Linked DNA regions of Mus musculus: region 1 is linked to region 2. The links are chromatin loops, found by intact Hi-C in ENCODE. Cell type or tissue: left cerebral cortex. All regions are shown on one strand.

Region 1 (8,000 bases), 130 kb before region 2:
AGTCGGACCTGTTCCAGGAGGACCTGTATCCGCCCACTGCAGGACCCGACCCTGCCCTCACAGCTGAGGAATGGCTGGGTGGTCGGGATGCTGGCCCCCTCCTCATTTCCCTCAAGGATGGCTACGTGCCCCCAAAGAGCAGGGAGCTGAGGGTCAACAGGGGCCTGGACAGCGCTCGCAGAAGAGCTACACCAGAGCCCAGCGGCACGCCCAGCTCGGTAAGGCGGGCGGGGGGCTGGGGCAAAGCCTGCATGGATGTGCTCAATGTCTCATGGGGAGAGAGTCCAGTGTTAGAGATGCCCAAGCCAAGGGCAAGGAGTGGGTGACCTGGAGGCCTTAGAAACCAGGTTGCAAGCTTATAGGCATGCAGTAATCCGGGTAGCATCTGCTGGGAAAGAAGGGCCCAAGCCTTGCAGCTCTTGGAAAGGCTAGCAGATGTCAGAGGAAGCAACAGAGAAGCTGGGCCTGATACAGGGCTGGGTCTCCTAGGATACCGTGTCAAGGCTGGAGGAGGACGTGAGGAATCTGAACGCCATAGTGCAAAAGCTACAAGAGCGCCTGGACAGGCTGGAGGAGACTGTTCAGGCCAAGTAGAACCCCAGAGCCCTCATCTGGGGCCAGCCATCCCCTCTGCTCCCACCCCACCCTCAGGCCATATGGTGAATAAGACGAAAATAATAAAACGGCTTTATTTTCTGGTACCTCTCAGACTCCGGTGAACTGGTGAGCCCCGAGGCTTCCCCTTGAGAGTTCTCTGAATGCGCTGCCCCCATTCGGGCTGTGGGTCACTTCCAAATTCACACTATAGCAGAGGAAAGGGCCTTGCCCGGTATGATACCTGCAGGGATGGATGGAGCTGGACACTGTTCTCTGTTCCCTAGCTCCACCTCAGAGCAGGTCTGAGTCATCCAAATCCCTATCTTAGGGCCCCCAAAATGTCCACAGTCACCCCCAAACTTTTCGTGTTTTCTTTGATAGTGCTGGACCAAAGCCGTTAATATGCTATGTAGGCTGTCATTCTAGCTATGTCTCTAGCCTTGACCCCAAATTAGCATTTCCTGGTCAACTCCAGCACAGCCTGCAAACAACCACACTGATAACTCCTTGAGCTACTGACTCAAAGAACAAAAATAACAAGACTGCAGAGCAGACGCCACTCACGTCTGTAATCTGAACACTTGGGAGACCGAGGGTTGCTGCGGGGTTCAAGCCAGAAACTCAGTTGACAGTGGCTATAAAGTGAGATACTGCCTCAAACCAAACCAAACCAGATGGGGCTTGGGTGTGGCCTGGCTGGCAGCACCAGGCCCTAGGTTTGATTCCTTACCCTGCATAAACCAAGTGTGGTGCCCACACCTATAATCTCAGCACTGGGGAGGCGATGGCAGGAGGGTCAGAAGTTCAAAGCCAGCCTAGAATAGAGACCCTGTTTCAAAAACAACTGTAATAAAGCCAAAAACAGGAGGTTGGAGGGTTGACTTAGTGGTTTAGTGTTTCCCTTGCAGTCATAGGGATTAGAACTCAGATCCCAGCATCCACATTACAAGCTGGGAAACCTTGCAAATACCTGCAACCCAGCTCTGATGTGGATAAAACAGGATTTCGGGGCTGGTTGGCTTCCAGCCTAAAGAAGAAGCAAACATGGGTTCAGAGAGAGAGAGAGAGAGAGAGAGAGAGAGAGAGAGAGAGAGAGAGAGAGACTACTTCAAAGGAATAAGTTGAAAATGACAGAAGGCTGAGCAATGGTGGCACACGCCTTTAATCTCAGCACTTGGGAGGCAGAGGCAGGCGGATTTCTGAGTTCGAGACTAGCCTGGCCTACAGAGTGAGTTCCAGGACAGCCAGGGCTACACAGAGAAACCCTGTCTCGAGAAACCCAAAAAAGAAAAAGGAAAAAAAAAAAAAATGACAGAAGACAGATACCTGACGGCCTCTTCTGGCCTCCACTCACATAAACAGGCATGTATATACCTGCAAGCAAATACACTCACACATACACACAGGTAAAAACAAAACTTGGGCTGGAGATGCAGCTCAGCAGTTCAGAGAACTTGCTGTCGTTCCAGAGGACCAGAGTTCTAATCCCAACACCCACAAAGCCTTTAGTCTCAGCACTCTGGAAGCAGAGGCAGGCAGATCTCTGAGTTCTAGGGCAGCCAGGGCTACAAAGAGAGTCCTGTCTCAAAAAACAAACAAACAACAAAAACTAAGGGAAAAAAAACTTGACAAAACAGACAACATCCCATAAAGACAAACGAATAAGGAAACAGTCGGACCCTGAGCTAACATGGAACAGGGTAGTGGTTGGCAGTTCCGAAACCATGGTCTAAGACCCCCCAACCCCACTTCATTCTCAGCATCCTCCTGCCTCAGAGAATTGCCTGTAGGTTTCAGAGGACCTGGCCTCTGAGGAAGACAGGAAGGAACAGATCTCTTAAACCCTATCTATAGGAGTAAGGTGTTTGTTTTTGTGCACTGTGACCGTTTCACACGGATCCCCGTGGTCCTGAACACCTGATACTTCTGCCTCTACCTTTTATTCTACATGTGCGTCACAATGCCTGGTTTATATGGTAATGAGGACTGAACCTGGGGCTTCAGGGATGCTAGGCTAGCACTGTCGACTACCTATATGAGTGCATGCTTTTAAAGATATTCTCAATATGACAGCAGTTGCTGTGCCTGATTGGTGGGAGACTCTAGAGCTGGGGTCACACAGAGCGGTTCCAGAGGGTAGAGCTGGGATGGCACAGAACTGTTCTAGAGGGTCGGAGACTCTAGGGCAGAGGTGACAGAGCGGTTCTATAGTGTACCATGGCTGAATTGATACAATGCAGAGAACACCCAGGACCCCACCCCGGCCCTCCTCTCTTCAGCACACCATGGAGTTTTCTGGGTATAGACAATGGAAAATTCTGCCTGCCAGCTTGTGTCTCACCCCGACAGGGCATGTGATCCTGGGCAAGCCCCTTCTGCCTATAAACTGGAGGAGGGCCATCACTGGGGAGTGAAGGGGTGCTCTTTTGGGGTCCTTGTGAGGAGACTGAATCACTAGTTCTCCAGAGGAACTGAAAATGTTCAGGAAATGATGCCAGGGACAGGGAAGACATGAACACTGACTACTATGATCCCAGCTTGACCAACCTCTGTGATGAAATCAAGAGAAGATGGAGACAGGAAACTGGGTGGCTGAGACAAGCCTTGACAATATGGGAAGGACTGGGCATTGTGCTGGACGTCTGTAGCCATAGCTGCATGGAAGACTAAGGCCAAAGGATCCCCTAAGCTCATGAATTTACAAGCAGCCTGGGAAACATATGGGGACCTGTCTGAAAGACAAAACCAAAGCAAAGATCCACAGTGGAGAGGAACTAGCTGTGGGAGAGCTGAACTGAACATCAGCGTGCATTGTGTCCATCCCTCCTCCTGAGTGTGTACGCCTGTGAAGAGACTGACAGAAATTCTGTATCTTGTCTCTGCTACTTCCAGGAACCTGGAGTGAGGGAACCTGGGAGAATGCTCAGGGTTTCTGAGGGCTGACAGAGCAGGAACACCCTGCTTTTTGAGGTCTGACCTTGGTGACAGTACAGACCACAGGGTTTGACAGTAAAGCCTTGGCAGACTTAAGAACCGAATCTTCATTGTTTAAGTTGGGACCTAGAGGGCTCAGGAAAGAAATCCATCCAAATTTGCTGAAACAATGGCTGGAGGAGAGTCAGGGAAAAGCCACATCCGTGACTTGGCCTCAGGGTCTTCAAACAGCACACTGAGACCAGCTGGGCCAGGTTTAAATTTTAATGACTGTTCAGGCCTAGGCCCCTCATTCACGCCGCTGTCGGGTCCACTGCTCTGGGGTCAGAGTTTTCTGCTCAAAGGCATGGATGTGCGGGAGCTCTTCGGCTAAGCACTCGTTCACCAGCCTGGAGCGAGAGAAGGGAATGGGAAATGAGCGGCCTCAGCTGGAGTGATGGGCTCCGAAGCTAGGGTGACCAAGGAGATCGGAGACGTCTCCAAGAAGTGGGGATTCAAGGAGAGGACAGGAATCCAATCACAAAGGCAGGAGCACCCTCGGGGCTATGGGTCACATCTCCGGGCTTTGGGAATGAGTTGGTCCCACCCATGGCGAGCGGATGCCCGGGCTGCCATCCGGAGCCTGAGGCTTGGCTGGGTGAGAGGCTGGCTCCCGGGGCTCACCGGTGTCTCTGGAGCAGTGGCTTTCCCTCGAACTTAGCCGACACCACCAGGACTCGGAAGCTGGTCGCGCAACGGTTCAGAGTCGTGTCCTCCACCTCCTAGCGGGCAGAAGACCCGGACGATGGAACACGCGCCCAGGAGTCCTTCCCCACCGCCCGCGACCTCTCAGCATCGCACTCACCACATGCTCTGCCTCCAGGTCCTGCCGCAGCTTCTCGCGGAGGTAATCGGCGCTGAGTTCCATAACCACAGCCCGGCGGGGCTACAGCCCAGCGTGCAAAGAACCTCGCCTCGGGTCCCGCCACCTCGCTTTCCGCCCTCACTGCAGCCACTTCCTCCACGCCGCTCACTTCCGCCCTTCCTAGGGCGGCTTCGAAGGCAGCACTTCCGCCTCCTGGCTCCCTTGAATTCCCAGCACTTGGGAGGTTTCCTCCCAACAGTTAGCCAATCCGAGCCGGACTGGAGGGCAGCCAGTCCTGCGGTTCCGCTTGCACACCCTCCTCCTGCCAGCAGGCGGCGCAGCAAGTCGCTCTGCCGGCTTTCCAGGAGTTTGCAGGACCATTCTCCCGTGCTTTTTCCTAAACCAAGGTTTTGCAGTCCTGGCTACCCAGCCCTTTCCGAGGTCCGAGGTCCCAGAAACCACCCCCAACTCTGGCCCTTCAACCCAGAAAGTCCGGATGGACCATGCAGCAAGACCCGGGCGCTTCTTCGGTGTCTACTTGCTCTACTGCCAGAACCCTCGGCATCGGGGCCGCGTTTACGTTGGATTCACTGTCAATCCTGCTCGTCGGGTCCGGCAACACAACGCGGGTCGCAAGAAAGGTGGAGCATGGCGGACCAGCGGGCGAGGACCCTGGTAAGAAGGCGCGGGTGTCTGGTCGGAAGGCTCCGCGTAGGAGGCGGGCCGCTAGGGCAAAGGAGTGACAGAGGCGGGACCGGTTTTTTTTTTTTTTTTTTTTTTAGATCTGGGGCGGTGCTGAGTCCCTGGCCTGCCACCAGAGCAAGCGTAGCAGCGAGGTGGCACCTTATGTATATCAACACTCTGCGATGGCTGGATTAAAATTTGTGATGCTTAATTGGATTACGAGTGCACAAGTTTAGGGCTGCTTTGTAACTCCACTACCAGGGTATCAGACGCCCTCTTCTAATCTCTGCACATACGTACCAAACATTCATGCACATAAATGGATTTAAGAAAAAAAAAAATCAGATACAAAAGCTATGCTATGCAATTAACCTAGGTCCTTATCTTAGGGTTACTATTTTTTAAAATAAAGATTTAAAGATCTATTTATTCATTTTATGTATATGAGTACAGTGTAGCTGCCTTTAGACACGCCAGAAGAGGGAATTGTATGCATCGCAGATGGTTGTGGGCCAGCACGTGGTGGCTGGGAGTTGAACTCATGACCTCTGGAAGAGCAGTCAGTGCTCTCAACCTCTGAGCCATCTCTGCAGCCCCCTAGGGTTACTATTGTTACTATTGTTACTATTGTTGTGATGAGTCACCAGGACCGAAAGCGTACTGGGGAGGAACGCGTTTATTTGGCTTACACTTCCATGTGAATGTGCTTTCATCTCCTCAGATGAAGGGGTGAGAGGAGAGCCGTACCCAAGCTGTGTGAATATATGGCTTGGGCTGAGCCAGAGCGTTTCTTTCTCTGTTCTAACTATCCCTAGGCCTACCCCTGGAAGCTTCTAACCTCTGTACAATCTATTCTTCCAAGATGGCTGATTCAATCCGGCTTCTCTCAGCTTTTGACTGAATTGCTCTGCTTGGCCTCATACTAGCCTTGACAATCTGTTCTAATCTTCTGGCTCCTTCTCATTCTCTGGCTCCTTTTGTCTTCACCGGTGTCTAGCTTGTTCTCTCTACAACCTGTCTCTGTAAAACTTCCCTGACCAAACTTCCATACACATACAGCCCTCCCTTCTCTCTGCTTTTTTTTTTTTTAAGAATTATTTTTTTATTTAATGTATATGAGTACACTGTTGTATCTTCAGACACACCAGAAGAGGGCATCAGATCCCATTACAGATGGTTGTGAGCCACCATGTGGTTTCTGGGATTTGAACTCAGGACCTCTGGAAGAGCAGTCGGGTGCTCTTACCCACTGAGCCATCTCACCAGCCCCCTCTCTCTGCTCTTAAGTAGCTTCTCTTTCCTGTGTTGTTTTCATGTAGGTTGGACATCTGCCCTTTAATTAGATGTCATTTTCAAACATGGCTGCGTCTACAAACTCACCTTACCTTCACTGTAGGGATGAAAGGGCGTGTCTGCGTTCCAGCAAATCATACTGTAGTCCAGGCCGTGTTGGCATTCCAGCCCCATCATATAGACCTGGGCCTTTGGATGTGATTCCTTACCAGAGCAGCCATGTTGCTGGATTAAAATTCCTCTATGTTTCCACTTCACGTTCATCGTTGGAGGAAGTCAGGACAGGAACTCAAACAAGAGCTGATGCAGAGGCGGTGGGACCCAAGGCCACCAACTCAGGGGCTGCACCACTCACAATGGCTGAGCCCTCCCACATCAGTTGTTAATCAGGAAAATGTTCTACAGGCTTGCATGTGTGTGTGTGTGTGTGTGTGTGTGTGTGTGTGTGTGTGTGTGTGTGTGTAGAGCCTGATCTTATGGAAGAATTTTCTCGATTGAGGTTCCCTCTTGTGTCAAGTTGACATAAAACTAGCCAGCACAGTGCCATCAACAGATGAGTGGGTGAAGAAAATGGGACATATACAAGATGCAGATTTTTAGGAACCTTTTATTTTTATGTGGTGTGTGTGTTTTAACTAAATCCTAAGTGCACTGAGCTCAGCAGTACTTGTAGAGGTCAGAAGAGGGCGCCAGACCCCTTGGAATGGGAGTTACAAACTGTTCTGAGCCCAGATGACTGAAGTGCCTCTCCTGCCATTGCAGTTTGATTCAGCCACAACGATGAGTAAAATTATACCAGTTATGAGAAAGTGGATGGAACTGGACATCATCATGTTAAGTGATATAACAGACAAATAGCTCAACTTTTCTCTCATTTGGAATTTAGAGAAAGTGGGAAGAGAACTATTTGGAATGAAAAAGACCAAAAAGAAGGGGGAGGGGTGATTATAATAAGTAATGTCAAAATATATTACACAGGTAGGAGAATATCAATGCAACCTATTATTCTGTACAGTTAATATACAGTAGCAAAATTTGTTTTAAAGACAGGGATCAGGAGATAGGGGCCCTGGTCAACAAGACTGGGGCTAGAGTACAACTTCCAAAGGAGAGGAATCAGGGACGGGGTGAGGAGCCTGAGACTGGCAGATACAGGGTCTTACGCCTCCGTGAAAGATTCAAGTTCTAATGGCCGGGTGTGAAGCGGTGTGGTTGTGCTCTCAGTGTGAACTGGAGCACGGGCCTGGTGGAGGGATTCAGTTTCTATCAGGGTCGAGGTGGGTTGGGGACTCACTGGCCGTGCCCCTCTCCTTCCAAGGGACATGGTGCTGATCATACACGGTTTCCCGTCTGCTGTGGCCGCCCTTCGGGTAAGAAAGGTGTAAGGGCGGGCTAGACTGGTTTATCTAGAGGACCTTACCCAGGACCACCCTGACCTTGTCTTGGGTCGTCCCCTTCTATAGTTTGAATGGGCCTGGCAACATCCTCAAGCTTCACGCCGCCTGACGCACGTGGGGCCGCGCCTGCGCAGCGAGGCTGCCTTTGCCTTCCACTTGCGCGTTCTGGCGCACATGCTTCGAGTTCCTCCGTGGGTGCGCCTTCCTCTAACACTGCGTTGGCTGCGACCTGACTTCCGCCATGAACTCTG
Region 2 (8,000 bases):
CCAGTCCCCCAGTAACCAAGGCAGTGTCTTATCGATTTATTTAATCAGTTTTAGCACAATTACTGGGTGACTATTCCTAAACTTTTTTCTTCACTAGTCTGGCTATTTCCCAGATGCACTCACCAAGTACTTGCTGTTTGAGTCTCCCTGGTGTCATTTTTGCTCCATTAATCTGTCTCAGGGGACACTTCTCTAAGCCACGTGCTCCTGTTCTCTGGCGTGTGCCAGACTCAACCAGCAAGAACGACGCTGCAACAGGATCCTTCTGCACACGTTTATTGGGAGAGCTTGATTGCAGAGGCGAAGAGACCCCGAGCCCAGAACTGGTGCTGCTTATATAGGCCTAGGAGAGGCGGGTCTCACACCCGGATTGGTTATGCACTATACCTCATTTGCATGTTCCTCATCTGATTGGTTATACTTGCAGAACCTCATTATCGTGCCCGGGCCAGGCAGTGTCTTGGCAAAAAACTTTACTGCATATGTACACATTGGTTGTTTGCCCAAACTTATGCGTGGTGGCCAGCAGTAGCCAGCGCCACTCTGCAACGGCACATGTGGCTTCCCACACTGTTCCATCTGGTCTAATGGAGACCTCCTACTGTCTTCTTTCTTCTTCTCTTTCCTTCCTTCTTCCTCTTATGGCCCCTACCTGGGAACCCTGCGTGGTAACGGAACGCTCCCCCCTCCCATCTCTATGCTTCCTAGGGGCTGGCTGTAGCCACTTTAATTTAACCAGTCAGAAAAGATTGGTGAGTAAAATTCATAAGACATCATTGGGTGTGAGAATGTGCTCATCAGACTGCCACCTGTGGGCCAAGATTTAGCATTTGAATACGTAGCAGCACCAGACCAACCCCCACCAGTCTAGCCAGCAATATGTGCTGGGGCAAAGGTGGCACAGAACTCATGGAAGTGACCAACCAATTCCTGGTCCAACTTGAGACCCATGCCATGAGAGGAAGCCCAAAGGCTTGGAACCAGACACTGGAAAGCCAGAGACCTATGATAGAACCAAACATAATTGGAAGAAAAATAAAATGTCAATGAAATGATTCCTAATGATATTCTGCTACACTTGTAGACAGGAGCTTAGCATAATCGTCATCTGAGAGGCTTCATCCAGCAACTGATAGGAGCAGATGCAGAGATCTACGGCCAAACATTAGGAGATGCTCAAGGAATCCAACAAAAGAAAGGGTGGAAGGATTGTAGGAGCCAAAGGATCAAGGGTACCACAAGAAAACAGCCCACGGAATCAACTAAGCAGGGCTCATAGGGGTTCACAGTACTGGCTATTCTCCATGTGTGTGTGTGTGTGTGTGTGTGTGTGTGTGTGTGTGTGTGTGTGTATGTGTGTGTGTAGGGGGGGTTGGTTTGGTTTTGTCTTGGTATAGCCATAGTGAGTGTGGCATCTCCTTCTGGTTTTGATTTGCATTTCCTCTATTAGTAAAGATATCGGACATTTAAAACTGTTGTTGTGTGTAGAGTTCACAACATAATCACATGTGTGAAGGATTTAGAGGTGTGACCTTGCCAGGCTTGATGGTGCATGCCTTTAACCCCAGCACTCCAGAGGGAGAAGTTGGAGGTTTTCAGAGCTCAAAGCTAACCTGGTTATGAGGCAAATTCCACTAGGACAGCTGAGGTTATAAAGAGAAACCCTGTCTTGGAAAAAAAGAAAACAGAAAAAAATAGGTGTGGCCTTGGAGGAGGTGTATGTCTGGATCCCACACTCTTCCCAGTTCTCTCTGTGTGTCTCTCCCCCTCTGCCTCTTTCTGTGTCATCTCTCAGCTTCTGCTCTGGCGCCATGGCTGCTGTCATGTCCCTGCCCGGTTGATCATGGACTCATCCTCTGAAACTGTAATCCCCAGTGAGGTCTTTCTTCTATACGTTGCTTTGCTTTTGCATGGTTTCTTCATAGCAACAAAAACGGACCTAATCCTGGAAGCTGAACTCTGGCAGGCAACATGCATACACAAGAGACTGGCACTGGGGCCACGCTGAGGTAGGCACACAGACATGCATACACTGCCAGCAGGCTAGCAGGCTAAGGTGAAGCCTCAGGCCTCTGACCTCAAGGCCGTCTTTATATAAAACCCACCCAACAGTGCCATTTTGCTAGAATTATACTTCACTGTTTATTTTTGGGCACCCCAGACATCAGTTGGTGAAATGCTTGCCTAGTATGGATCTAGACCCTGGGTTCCATACCCAGTACTACAAAAATCTAGGCCTTGTATGTTGCAAAGGCCACTAGGAATTGGGGGAGGTGGGAGGTGGTAGGGTGGTAGTCAGGGGAGGTGGTCAGAAGACAACTATCAGGAGTTGTTTTTTCTATTCTGTGGCCATAGGGAACTAACTCAAGTTCTTACGCTTGGTGACAAGTGCTTTTTCATCTGAAACACCTCGTGGGTCCAGTGGCTAGCTAGTATATGCTCATTCTGCACAAGGTACTGTCCCACACACATCATATGTTCTCATTTTATTTTCCTAATATCAAATGAACAAGTGCTATTATTCCCCTTTGTTTGTAGCACAGGGAGAAGAGCAGAGAGAGATTAGAAGTTAGAAAGTTTGCCTAAGAAAACGGTAAAGACAGGATTCCAACACTCAAGATCTATGAAGTTTGCTTAAACCTGAGAAACCATGCTCTCTTCTGAAGCATATATATTAAAATTGGAAAGATAAGGTAAGATTAGTATGGCCCCTGCACAAAGATGTCACACAAATTTGTAAAGCGTTCCGTATTTTTAAAATCCTTTTCTAAAACAAAACAAAACAAAACAAAATGACAACAACGACACTCCTCCAAAACCTCGCAGGACATCGGCATCAAGCTGACACCAGCCCTTAGATTCTTACTCTGAAGTTAAGATGGGCGGCCAGAATACTTTTTGTTTTTTTGTTTTTTTTTTTTGTTTTTTGTTTTTTTTTTCGAGACATAGTTTCTCTTGGCTGTCCTGGAACTCGCTCTGGAGACCAGGCTGGCCTCGAACTCAGAGATCCACTTGTTTCTGCCTCCTGAGCGCTGGGATTAAAGGTGTTGAGCCACCTCCGCAGGCTTCAGAGCTTAGCTTTTTTTTTTTTTTTTTTTTTTTTTCTTTTTTTTTGGCCCAGTCTGGCCTTGAACCCATGATCCTCCTGCTTCACCCTTTCTAGTGTAGGGAATTACAGACGTGCACCATGGGGCGGTTACTAAATTCTATATTGTCAGTCTTGCAGCCTAGTCCGGGCGGTCCTAGTGAGCAGCCAGTCAGTCTTAGTTTAGATAAGATTTAGAACCTCGGCTACTAATTCGTCCCAGGCCGTGTATAGCGCAAAGGCCACTGGGAATTGTAGTTATTTAGCGCATTCTTTGGTGCTTCCGGGAAGTGACGCCCCCCCAACCTTTTCCTCTTCCGGCGTCGTGCCTGTCTCACCTGCTCAGAGGGACTCGGCAGCTTAGCTGGTTCGTGTCTCTTGGGCCTCGTGCTCCGTGGAGGGCAAGGGGGAGGCCGTGCAGGCGGGAACGGGGGTCCGGGTCGGGAGATGGTAGCCGCGGTTGCCCCCAAACCCTGACGCCGCGGGTTTCCTCAGGTTCCGGCCGCGAGCGCCTCAGCCCTTCAGCGCCGTCGCCATGTCGCGATTCTTCACCACCGGCTCGGACAGTGAGTCGGAGTCGTCCCTGTCCGGGGAGGAGCTCGTCACCAAACCGGTCTCCGGGAACTACGGCAAACAGTGAGCTGGGGGCGCGGAGGGGACGGGTTTGGCGGGCTGCGGGGGCTCGGGTGGGCGAGCGGAGCCATGGGCTGGGCGCGTCTGAGAAAGGAGCTCTCGCAGCGAGCTGGGGGAGCCCTCGGCGTCCTCGGTACCGAGGAGGAGGAGAGGTTTTCCGTTGCTTAGTATTGCATCAGCTCTTAAGGCCTCCAAGTCTGCAGCCTCGTAACTCCTGCCCACATTCCATCTCTCGCATCCCTTCCCGCCCCTTGACTGTGGCTTTCGGAAACTCCCCGTATCGTAAATCTTCCCACTAAGCTTAGTCGTTATGATTTGTACTCATGGAGGGAAACCCTCAGTGCTTGGTTAGTTTGGCCCTGAAATCCGGTCGTTTGGCTCTGCGTGCCAAATGCTAAACACTGCTGTGTTCATCTTTATTTACTGTCTTTTTCTCGATCTCTGTAAATTAAAACTTTTTGAACTTTGAAACAGTTCTCAAAACAACATTGTTTTTGCTGTGTACCTGAAGGGTTTTAAGACATACTTACCTCCACAGAGACTTTTTTTTTTTTTTTTTTTTTTTGGTTTTTCAAGACAGGGTTTCTCTGTGTAGCCCTGGCTGTCCTGGCACTCACTTTGTAGACCAGGCTGGCCTCGAACTCAGAAATCCGCCTGCCTCTGCCTCCCGAGTGCTGGGATTAAAGGCGTGCGCCACCACGCCCGGCGCTCCACAGAGACTTGTAGAGAATTGTAGATGAATATCCAGACATATCCATGTGACTGCGATAGCATAACACTGTCCAAAGTGGAAAAACTATCACTTGTCCCATATTAAAAAAAAATTGTCAGGAAAAGTTAATACCATGGAAAGAAAATAATAGAGACACTGTTGCTAACTGAATGCTTTCACCCATTATTGAAAAAAATACAATCAAAGAGAGTGTTAGAATTCACCAAAACTAGTGGCCTCTCCTATTTTGGGAAATGTTTCTTTTTAGAATCTGGCTAGGTACCAGCTCCTTGGAGCTTTTCCCATTTGTTAGAGTTAGGGGGCCTTTTGTCTGCTGCTTTCTTAGGTACTTGTAGCCATATGTGCTGTTAGACAGTTGTCTCATACAGTCTATAAGCCTTCTGTTACTTGTTCTTGGGGACATTCTTGTAGATACTGTCAGGGTTTACAAGAGACCTCATTTAGAGTTGCAGCTGCTTAAGATGAGTATGAAGAACAAGGATCAGAGAAGAAGATGGTATGCATGCCTCGGTTCTCATCTGATAAGAGAAATAACACTAGCTAAGACTGAAGGGTAATGGTCTCTGTTCCTTTCATACAGGCCTTTGTTACTGAGCGAGGATGAGGAGGATACAAAGAGAGTTGTCCGAAGCGCCAAGGACAAGAGGTGAGGCTGTCGTAGGTTAGGGGTTAGGGGGAGTGATGGTATTGTTTTCTCCATGATAGACAGACACAGCCAATCTGGTATTGAACTTCCTACCCAGGTTTGAGGAGCTGACCAACCTCATACGAACCATCCGTAATGCCATGAAGATTCGAGATGTCACCAAGTGTCTAGAAGAGTTTGAGCTCCTGGGAAAGGCCTATGGGAAAGCCAAGAGTATTGTGGATAAGGAAGGTGTCCCCCGATTCTACATCCGAATACTGGCTGACCTGGAGGACTATCTTAATGAGGTGTGACTCTGAGCATGCAGAGGGGTGTGGGCCTGGCTGTGCTGCTTGCCTGCTGCCAGGGCTCTCCTCAGGGCTCTTTGCCTTCTTATCTACAGTGGTGCCTAGAAAATAGAAAATGAGATAAAGCAAGGAGAAAAACTTATTTTTGGGCAAAAGCTTGACTATATTTATTGGGGTTTGGCTGTTTTTTGTTGTTCTTGTCGTTACTTTGTTTTTTTTTTTTTTTTTTTTTTCCAGGACAGGGATTTTCTGTATAGTCTTGGCCAACCTGGAACTTACTTTACTCTGTAGACCAGGCTGGCCTCGAGCTCAGAGATCTGCCCACCCCTGCCTTCCTAGTCCTGGGTTGGAGTGTAGGTCAGCTGTAGGCTGCTTGCCTCCATTGAGTCCCCAGCGCTGCTTAGTTAACAGTCTTGGTTAATAGTGGTACAGATTGTGCTCGCTTCGGCAGCACATATACTAAAATTGGAACGATACAGAGAAGATTAGCATGGCCCCTGCGCAAGGATGACACGCAAATTCGTGAAGCTTAAAAAGAAAAAAAAATAGTGGTACAGATGGTGTCTAGATAGCAAGATCCCGGGAGGGGAGGGGATTTTAAAGCCTACATTTTGAAAATGCCACTTAGCCTCGGGTCCCTATTCTTCCTTTTACCCCTGATAGCTTTGGGAAGATAAAGAAGGAAAGAAGAAGATGAATAAAAACAACGCCAAGGCTCTGAGTACCTTGCGCCAGAAGATCCGGAAATACAACCGAGATTTCGAGTCACACATCACCAACTACAAGCAGGTGAGTTGGCCAGAGGCTAAGGTTTGAACTAGGAGGAGTTTGATCCTCCGACAAAACTCCAGAGCATGGGTAGATGACACATGGCTAAGGAGAGAACCATAACAAACTGACGGGTTCAGAAGGAGGAGGCTTGTATGTGGCAGACGTTTTGTTCTTTTGTGATTGATGAGTTGGAGGTCTCACTGTAGCAAACTCACTGTGTAGACCAGGCTGGCCTTGAACTCCCAATGATCTCCTACCTCTGCCTCCTGAGTGGTGGGATTCAAGGCATGGGCCACCATCCTTGGCTTATGGTAGGCATCTTAGTTCTCTGATTTTCCTCAATGCAGAACCCTGAGCAGTCTGCAGATGAAGATGCAGAAAAGAATGAGGAAGACTCCGAAGGTGAGAGAAGACCTTTATTGAAGATAGTTAGAAGGCCCAATGCTATGCCATGCCATGGGTTCTCTTGATCTCATTTCTGTTTTCAGTCTTGGCCTTCAGTGTCTGGCTTTTTTTCCTCCCACTTCCTACCAGGCTCTTCAGATGAGGATGAGGACGAGGACGGAGTCGGTAATACGACTTTCTTGAAGAAGAAGCAAGAATCTTCTGGAGAGAGTCGGAAGTTCCACAAAAAGATGGAAGTAAGCGATCCCAGGTGTATCCTGGGTGATTTCCTCTCAGGATGTTTAGGTCTTGGGAAGAAGAAATGTAATCTTATGGTGCCCTTGGGTTCAGAGAGTGAGTTAGACACTAGGTGAACTGGGATCCAACTGCCAGGCTCCCCACTGTGCTGGGGAGCTGTGGGGACTCCCCTGGGTGATTTGTAATCCAGAGTTACATGGACTGTTTGCTCTGATGCCCTGACTCCATATTCTGTCAGGGGTAATGCCTGGAATGTGTGTCGGGGAGGAGCACAGAGTGCCTTGCCTTCCTCCTGATCCTCTTCCCTCACAGGATGATGATGAGGACTCTGAAGATTCTGAAGATGAAGAATGGGACACCAGCTCCACATCTTCTGATTCAGACTCTGAGGAAGAAGAAGGAAAACAAACTGTTCTGGCCTCAAAGTTCCTTAAAAAGTAAGGAGGTAATGGGTTTGGAGGCTACATGGGAGGGCGTGAAAGCCTTTAATCATCCGGACACTGTTGCCCTTCGCTTCCACAGAGGCTTTAGGTTGAAGCCCCTGCTCCCCTTTCACAGCAGGGCTTTAGAACCAAGTACCAGATTGCAAAGCTAGTGTGGCTTGAATATAGATAGGGTTTGAAGGCTCCAGAGTTCAAATATTTAACCATACACTCAGTAAAAATCTCACTGTGGCATCTATGGTTATGTGATAGTCAGCAAGCCATGTCTTTCAGTCTTTAGGTTCTTGCATCTGAAATGGACAGGGGCATTACCACCCAGGAGAGCTGTTCCAGGTAGCGTAGGGAACCAGTTCAGTATAGGACTGGCATGTGGAGGGCACTCAGTGATAGCTGCTAGCTATTGTGTTTGCCCTTCCTGATAATCTTGCTTCTTGGTGCATGGTACGTGCAGTGCAGCAAGCCTTTGTAAACTTAACTGCAGTGGTCAGAGGTTGCTCTGTGACCAGTCTTAGCTGGTTGGGCTAGGGAAGATAGGCGGGGAAGAGCTCAATGAGAAAGAATAATGCCTTTAAAGGAATACACTGCATGGTTGGTGCTCATTGGGATGCTCTGCTGGTTTTAGAAGTTTGAATTGCATTGCTACAGGGAACAGTAAATTCCTCGACATTAGAAAGGGCTAGATATAAGCTAAAGAGCGTTGGTAGGCATTTTGTTCAGAAACATTTTTCATCACGTGCTTCAGAGAGACAAGACTGATCAG

What was found. Hi-C counts contacts between places; a loop is a spot of excess contacts. Peaks named below come from ENCODE experiments on the same cell type or tissue, not always from the same donor. Only the 100,000 strongest peaks of a DNase experiment are listed, where the experiment ranks them.
Region 1: it touches region 2 in a loop (2.6-fold over the local background); 11 of 42 quality-filtered maps call a loop at or near these places.

What each region holds. Positions count from the first base shown.
Region 1 is chr7:126,692,475-126,700,474 of GRCm38, reverse strand. Slx1b (SLX1 structure-specific endonuclease subunit homolog B (S. cerevisiae)) reads left to right here and starts at 4,692. Exons shown (of 6, transcript NM_029420.4): 1 at 4,692-5,050; 2 at 7,671-7,722; 3 at 7,816-8,000. The coding sequence starts at 4,872. It overlaps Bola2 (bolA-like 2 (E. coli)), which reads right to left and starts at 4,475. Exons shown (of 3, transcript NM_175103.3): 1 at 4,376-4,475; 2 at 4,195-4,292; 3 at 3,782-3,920. The coding sequence starts at 4,438. The coding sequence ends at 3,821. It overlaps Coro1a (coronin, actin binding protein 1A), which reads left to right. Exons shown (of 11, transcript NM_009898.3): 10 at 3-218; 11 at 490-701. The coding sequence ends at 594. In left cerebral cortex, CTCF peaks have their summits at 4,695 (motif pointing right), 6,197 (motif pointing right) and 7,038 (motif pointing right); DNase peaks (open chromatin) are centred at 4,627, 5,688 and 7,032; H3K4me3 peaks cover 2,562 bases; H3K27ac peaks cover 2,296 bases.
Region 2 is chr7:126,561,800-126,569,799 of GRCm38, reverse strand. Eif3c (eukaryotic translation initiation factor 3, subunit C) reads left to right here and starts at 3,434. Exons shown (of 21, transcript NM_146200.1): 1 at 3,434-3,452; 2 at 3,581-3,721; 3 at 5,032-5,097; 4 at 5,195-5,384; 5 at 6,048-6,173; 6 at 6,503-6,557; 7 at 6,690-6,796; 8 at 7,110-7,234. The coding sequence starts at 3,621. Gm24596 (a small nuclear RNA gene) reads left to right here and starts at 5,820; the gene lies at 5,820-5,926. Gm25579 (a small nuclear RNA gene) reads left to right here and starts at 2,651; the gene lies at 2,651-2,756. In left cerebral cortex, no CTCF peak of the experiment used is centred here; a DNase peak (open chromatin) is centred at 3,348; H3K4me3 peaks cover 1,396 bases; H3K27ac peaks cover 1,104 bases.